Regions from separate parts of the Mus musculus genome. Here all the other regions are linked to region 1. The links are chromatin loops, found by intact Hi-C in ENCODE. Cell type or tissue: gastrocnemius. All regions are shown on one strand.

Region 1 (2,500 bases):
GCTCCCCTCGCCCGCTGATGGAAGTTTTGGAAAAAGGAACTTGTGACCTCTTTTGCACTTGCGACCCCTTCTGCACCAGCGCTGTGCAACTAGCTTAGACTAACGATTCCTTAATCCCCACCACCACCACCACCACCACCCCCCCCCCCACACACACACACCCCGTTAAGACCCCAGGTGACGTAGACCCAAACCCACTACTGAATCTCAAAGCAAACTAGAGAATCGAAAGAAGCTGAAAAGAGGCGGAGAGACCTGCCTTTGACCCGAAAGGTAAAAAGCACAGAGATAGGAGACATCAATTCTCTCACTCATTCACTCAACAAACCGCGGCAACCCCGCTTAAGGAGCCGCTAGCGGTCCAGAATTGGGCTCTTTCCAAATTGTTATAATTGATGGTTGGACAGAAGTTCCCTGAAACCCGCTAGAGTCGCCGAGTCCCACAAGCAGCTTCCAGGCCGTCAACAGACTTTTTCTGTTCTGGGACACCAACTGAGGTGTCCTATGTCCCCTATCTCCCGCTGCTGGGCCGTTGTACGCACGGAGGGCCCAGGCATCAAACGCTCCTGGAAATTCTCTTGGTCCACGTTTGGCTTCTCGCTCTTTTTATTTTTGTAAAATTTATTCATTTGGAACGAGAAGAGGGTTTGCGGAAGTTTAGGCATATTCTTTGTTGTCCCGCCATTTTCAAGAGGGAGGACGGCACCTTACGGAGAGTATTGTCTTCATCCACAAGACAAAATGCTCCACAAAGGAAAAAAGATAGGCCCCACTGGGATTCGAACCCAGGATCTCCTGTTTACAAGACAGGCGCTTTAACCAACTAAGCCATGGAGCCAACTGCTGTACCAAGCCTGAAAACATACCTCTATTTAATTTCTAAGGGTCATTTTGTTCATTTATTTTTAAAGTAATTTAATTGTATGTTTAAGTGTTTTGGGGGTTTGAGGGTTTTTTATAACTGTATATTTAATTTAAATTTATTGTGTATTGCTCACGTGGAACGCTCTCGAAAAGACAAAGAATATCAATTGTCTGTGAAAGTGCTCAGCCTTCATTCGATTCCTATCGCACAGGGTCCCTGCTCCCACTGAACGAGTCGGGGAAAGGAGAGGGACACGGCACAGGACGGGTCTCTTGCCTGCAGAAACCCACTTTCTGACTTCTGAATCCTCGCACCAGAGTCTTTGGAACCAGGGGGACATTTACTATCATTTCCCCCTTTGATCGCGGTTGTTTGCATTTAACTAATTAACTTCTTTTCACCTTGTTTTGTTTGAGATACGATCTCAATTTTGTAGCACAGACTCGCCTTCAATTCAGGGCAATTCTTCTGTCCCGAGCGCTGGGGTTACAGGGGTGAGCCGTAACACCGTCTGTCTTCAAACGTTGGGAAAATTCGGCTGGTTACTTATTTAAATCCTGACGTATTTTTTCATTCTAAAAATCCCCTAATTACTCTTACAACCCAAGATTATGTGACCCCCTTCATCAAGTCAGCTAATGTATAGGAAGGCCATATTTTCAGAATTAGGATAACGATAAACGCACAGTAACTTTCAAGTGGTCACCAGAGGGACCCAAAGGGTTGCTTACAGCAGGACAGAATGAGGATAGTCCACAGTTTCCATCCAACACTGCGGCTTACGTTTCCATCCATCAATGCGGCTTACATTTCTTTATCCCAGCATGAGTCTAACTGGCTCAGCCGACTGTAGTGCGGTGGGAAGAGTAATCTCACCCAGGAAGAGGCAGCAAACGCTCTGGCAATGGTCTACTCCAACGAGCAGCCGGGGGTTCTATGTGCAAAACTCAGAAAAATGCATTGTTGGTATTTCTTTCCTGTGTTCTCTCCCTGTGTGTGTTGAAAACGCTAGGTGTTGTGATTTTTTTAAACTTGTACTATTGAACACTCGAGCATCCATTTTATAAAGGTAAACTGAATTCTGCAGATGATGGTGTTGTTTATCTATAATCCCAGCAGTCAGGAGGCTGAGGCCGGGAGTATGGGACCTCGCTCTGTAGCCCTGTGGAGGTTTCTTCAACGACTGCTGCAGAAACTCAAGTGGAAAAATACTTTGACAAAGCTATAAGAAAGAAAGAAAGAAAGAAAGAAAGAAAGAAAGAAAGAAAGAAAGAAAGAAAGAAAGAGAGAGAGAGAGAGAGAGAGAGAGAGAGAGAGAGAGAAAGGAAGGAAGGAAGGAAGGAAGAAAGGAAGAAAGAAAGGAAGAAAGAAAGAGAAAGAAAGGAAGAAAGAAAGGAAGAAAGAGAAAGAAAGAGAAAGAAAGGAAGAAAGGAAAGATAGAGAAAGAGAGAAAGAGAGAGAAAGAGAGAAAGAAAGACAATCAACCTAATATGACCAAGTCACTGATCTCCATGGTCCCAGGGAGTCCCACAGAATAAATAAGACGCTTTTGGAGGCAGTTGTTTCAATAAAAGTCTCTCATGAAGATTCTAAAACACTTCATTCTGCCCTAAATCACTTGCTGTTCGCTGTTTC
Region 2 (2,500 bases), 75 kb after region 1:
CATTCCCCCACCCTCACCCCCCCCCCCACAACCGCCTATCAGGTAATTCCTTTGGATCATTCTTCTAGTAGACCCTTAGCATCCATAGACCGAGAAGCTAAGACCACTGCCAGACAGCACCTGAAACCCAGAGCAGATTTCCCTGCTTTGTTTTAAGCGGACTTCCTAGTGTCTCCACCAGGAAAAATTGGCAAATGCCTTCGTTTATTACTTTCTATGTCCTATAAGTAAAAATTCACTTTTTTGCATAACCTGAATCCATGTTCCTGAGCCCTGGTCACTCATATTTGGCTCAAAATAGATTATCTTGTATTATCTTTAAAGCAAGGGATGCATTTTTCATTTAGAAAGGAAAATCAGAATTACTTTGAATACTTCAGCTAACAAACTGAGCTTGTGAATTGCTAAGAAATAAATTCTGACAAAGTTTTTGTTGTTTGTTTAATCTAGGAGCTAAGTAACGTTGGGAAGTTGTAGCGTTTGGGAGAACATCTGAAGAAAAGATTTAAAAACAGGCATCACCCTCCACCTCCGCTCCACCACCTGAAAAATACTTCACTTCTCAAAAGTGGGAGGTTGGGGGTGGGGCTAGTTATCCCACAAACATTGGGGAAGCTCTTCTGAAGGTAATCGGGTCCTGTTCTAGAAATATGAGTACACAAGAAAAATAGAATAAATCCACACATAGGAACTAGAAAAGAAACCGTGTACTCAAGAAGGGATTCTGAAAGGAATTCAAGATCTTTCTTTTACATGATCTGCTTCTTTTTCTGAAGAAAAAAAAAATTAGCTTTTTGGAGGCAAAGAATGAGACCATACAGGATTCCAAAGTCAATAAGGTTGGGAGGGAAAGGTGGGGAGGAAAAAAGAAAGGAGGGAGAGAGGGAAGAAAAGACAGAATGAAGGAAGAAAATAGTAAGAATTTTTGTAGGGCAAATGGAACGAATTTCCAGAAATTTTCTATTTTTATTGAACGTTCTGTAACAGCGACAAAACAGGGTGTATTCATTCTACTGATTAACAGCATAACGCCTATATGAGGAAAAACGAAATCAATGTTCAACTTACGATCCAACAAATATTGAGTGAAAACATATCAGAGAATAGTATGAAACCAAACCAAACCAACAACAAAACCTATCGAGTTGTTGATGACAGGTGCGCTCGTAAGAGAGCCTTGCCTAAAACAGGGCAAGCTGTTAGCACGGATTCTGTTTGGCCTGGAAGGAGGAGTTTGGACTAAGGCGGTGAAATGATTATTTATCCCGTGGCCCGCAAGGAGGCGCTGTGGAGATCGCAGTGCTTCAGGGTTGCGGCACTCGTGGGCTAGGCGCGTGGCCAACCGCGGCGGTGTAGGTGATATTCGGTGACCAGACCTCCAGGATCAGTTTTTTCGCGGTCCGCAGTCGTCTCCCGCAGCGGGCAGACAGTACCGCAAAGCCACTCTCCCGTCCTCAAAACCATAGCCGCGCTTCCGCTTCTACTGTTAGTGTCGGGTGCTCCTATTAGAACGTTTTCAAAATCAATTTTTAAGAATATGTGGTTCGATATTTCTTAACTATGTGATCAAGTCGATATGTATTTTTCGATACTGAGGTGAGAAAGAAAAAAAAAAAAAGAAAAAGAGTACTGTGTCAGAAGTGGGATTCGAACCCACGCCTCCATACGGAGACCAGAATCCCCAGACAGGGAAGCTAAGCTTGAGTCTGGCGCCTTAGACCACTCGGCCATCCTGACACACGAGAAAGTGCCGCACATATATTCCTGATATAGAGATTGCCCCAGCACCCTAGCTGCAGCAGCATTCTCAAGATTTGTTGGAAACGCTGACAAAAGTTTCCTGTGGAGTAAAATGGAAGAATATTTGACCGAGGAAAAGAAGGGAGGAAATGTCCATGTATAAAACTGGATGTAAATGTTTTGAAGACAGAGCGTCTGTGCTCTCCATCTGTCTGGTTCGCCAAGATTATGAAGAAAGATGGAAAACAGGGTCAGCAGCCCTATTCTTTGCCGCTTCGTGTCTTTGGCCCTCAGAATTCACTCTAGAGGTCAGGGACGCTGTACGAAAGCGACATTTGACGGCCAAATGCCACTCAGGGCAGAGCAGTGAATGTTCAGTATTTAAACTCTGGTGTATCTGGGGCTAAGTTTAGAGAGTAGGCATACCTATTTGCAAATTTTAATCAACTTTGTACTGATAGAATTTTATATTTTTTTTATTAGCACAAGGACCTCCCCCCCCCCCCCCCCCGCAAAGATTGTCGTTGTCTTTGTGCGAAAAGAATAGTTTTGGGTTAGTATGCCTTTTCTTAGCTTTCCGAACTCTTTTTTTCATAATCTATTTTAAATGATTAGGAAAAATTCGAGAGTATAAGTGAATAACGAGCCTCTCTCTTCAACATACAAGATCTGTTGTATTTTCTTTCATAAGCTGCTGCCCTTGGGAAGAACGTTATACAGGAAGTGACACTCAACAAGGCATCATTATAATTAATGATTA
Region 3 (2,500 bases), 52 kb before region 1:
CTTTTGTAAGTTTAATGGGCTTCAAAGCAGTATGTAATATGTATCTCCCTTTACAACAGTGTATTGTTTTGCCTCCCCTTAATGTCCTGAGGCCTAATAAGGGTTCGTCTGGGATGGGACATTGCTACACAACACAATATAAGTTCTTATTTGTCATCTGTAATATACACTAACATAGCTCCATAAAATTGACCATCACAGAGACACAACAGAGAAGGAAGAAACTCTTTTTGGTCTGGGAATCATGGCAACAATGTGAAGTGACGAAGGAAGCAGAACAGGTCTGGAAAGTGTAAAATGTCAGGAAAGTAATAGGCTTTTGCCTGCCTGTGTGAGCAAAGGCGATACAGATTGATTGTAACCCTGTGTTCTGGCCATATAGCTGCTCCAAAGAACTGTGCACAAGAAGGGTTGGGCAGGAATGAGTGCTCATTGCAAAGGCAACATCGCCACGCAGAACTTAGGAACTTTCTCTTATTTCATTTCAAAGATTTTAAAGGCACAAAAAGGACAGATTTAGAAATAACATTTTCACACTCTTGTTGCAGAAAAGTATATATCTTTAAGGTGACCTAAAGTTAGAAGCCACTGTGCATCAAGGCTTATAGTAAGACTGGCAGGGGTGATTTGCAGTTACATCCCCGAATAACTAGAGTCTCTATCCAGTATCTTAGACCCCCATAGACACACTACCTCACAAGCAAATTCCTGGTACTGACCGCAATGATGTCAAAGACACAAGTATGTTTTACTGTTTTTCGTTATAACATTTTAAATATAAATTATTCTGTAGATGTCCCAACCACCATAGTCTACAAATAGGCTTCTCCTTCTGCTTTGACACCCTGTTCACGGTTGTTGCAGCCTACTCAAAGATATCTTCAGTGGAAGCTTTGCCTTCCTCAGAAAACAGGGGGCTCTCTCTCCAAACCTCAAATCTCACGCTCCAGCTGTGGTCTTTGCAGCCAGGCTTTTGGATGGATGTGCTCAGCTCCCACAGGTTGTGGGACTCGGCTACTCTCCAAAGAGCAGCGCGCGCATCTCTGTGCCCCTCCTACCCATACACCATTGGAACCGGGTTAAGCTCTCTAGCACTTTCCTCACAGTGAAGCAGAGATGATAAAACGTACCAAAACCTTTTATAACAGTTTTATTTCTTAAATTCCAGAACTTGGGAGGCTGAAGCCAGAGTATGTGAGCTTCGTACTGAGATCCAGGACAGGTTGGGCTACAGAGTGAAACCCTTTCTCAAAACAAAACCCCCAAATGCAAAGGATTTCATTTCTAGAAAATGTGTATAAACGAGAGTTTTCTACTGACCTCAAAGTTCAATGTCCTTACTTGTGTCTCTTATTAGTATTTCCTGACAACTTATTTGTGACCAGTGGATAGTGCCCTAGATGATATTGTGAGGTATTGTGTCATTCTGCGGACTACAGCGCTTTTAAGTAACTTACACAAGAAAACTACGCGAATTATTTCCCCGTGCGTCCTCCCATCCCATCTCATTTTTATTACTGTTTTGGAGCCTGAACCGGTAGAGGGCGCTCAGGTCCTGCGGTTAGGGAACAATCCTGGTTGCGGCTTCTGCGGTTTCCGCCTCCGCTGTCCTCTAAAAAGTTCACGCTCACGAACTGCCTTTGATGCACAGGAGCAAACAAGATGTCAATGTTTTAATGGACTTACGATTTTTAATGGGTTACATTGCAGCTGTCGGTGGTCTCCTGCAGCTCGGGGTGGCGTGGTGGACACGGCACACCGCTCTTTTGATTTCTGTTACAGGAAAGGTGGTGGTGGAGAAAACAATTTAACTTCAAAAGGATTATAGAAATGTGAAAAAAATTAGGATCAATAGTTTTACTCAAAGCTCAATACTCAGTGCCTTCTTAGCGCAGTAGGCAGCGCGTCAGTCTCATAATCTGAAGGTCCTGAGTTCGAACCTCAGAGAGGGCAGATGTTTTAGTGGCTGATAAATTGTTTCAAACCTATAATTTTATCAAAGGATAGTTGTCGTACACCATGAGTGTAATGAGGCCGTAGCCCTTTGAGATCTTTCTCCTTTTGCTTCAGTACCTCTTTACAAGGCGTTTTTTTAAATGCCTATCACAATGCATTACACAAAGCTAAAACTGTGCCTAATATCATAAATCTGTCAGTTACCTAGTGACCCTCTAGAAAATGACACAAATCTAGAGGTTTTAAACAGTTCAGATGTGGCATCTTGTTCTGAGGTCAAACTCTGCTGGGATAAGCCTCAAGTCTCTGGGCACTTGGGGTTTGATCCATGGTCAATTGACCAGGAATTGCAGACTCAGATGTCTACCAGAAGGTGGCGTAGTTTGAGAAAATAAATCACAGAACCCTTTACAGGGCTTCTATCTGTAGCTAACCAGAGAATTAACAGATTCAGAATATCGTTAAACTTCTTTCACTCTTGGATCGAGTTGCTAGGAGTTTTATAGCTCTTTCAAATTTAAGACATTTAAGAGTAAATCCCATT

The links. Peaks named below come from ENCODE experiments on the same cell type or tissue, not always from the same donor. Only the 100,000 strongest peaks of a DNase experiment are listed, where the experiment ranks them.
Region 2: a loop joins it to region 1, with 2.8 times the contacts of the local background. A loop is called at or near these places in 12 of 42 quality-filtered maps.
Region 3: it touches region 1 in a loop (3-fold over the local background); 18 of 42 quality-filtered maps call a loop at or near these places.

Annotation. Positions count from the first base shown.
Region 1 is chr13:21,274,294-21,276,793 of GRCm38, reverse strand. It overlaps n-TTtgt4 (a tRNA gene), which reads right to left and starts at 838; the gene lies at 765-838. In gastrocnemius, a CTCF peak has its summit at 1,559 (motif pointing right); DNase peaks (open chromatin) are centred at 506, 773, 1,118, 1,646 and 1 more place; H3K4me3 peaks cover 2,066 bases.
Region 2 is chr13:21,199,441-21,201,940 of GRCm38, reverse strand. It overlaps n-TLcaa1 (a tRNA gene), which reads right to left and starts at 1,737; the gene lies at 1,633-1,737. In gastrocnemius, a CTCF peak has its summit at 1,276; DNase peaks (open chromatin) are centred at 1,296, 1,732 and 2,010; H3K4me3 peaks cover 1,777 bases; H3K27ac peaks cover 1,485 bases.
Region 3 is chr13:21,326,170-21,328,669 of GRCm38, reverse strand. n-TMcat13 (a tRNA gene) reads left to right here and starts at 1,881; the gene lies at 1,881-1,953. In gastrocnemius, CTCF peaks have their summits at 1,551 (motif pointing right) and 2,332 (motif pointing right); DNase peaks (open chromatin) are centred at 991, 1,556, 1,872 and 2,306; H3K4me3 peaks cover 1,524 bases; H3K27ac peaks cover 198 bases.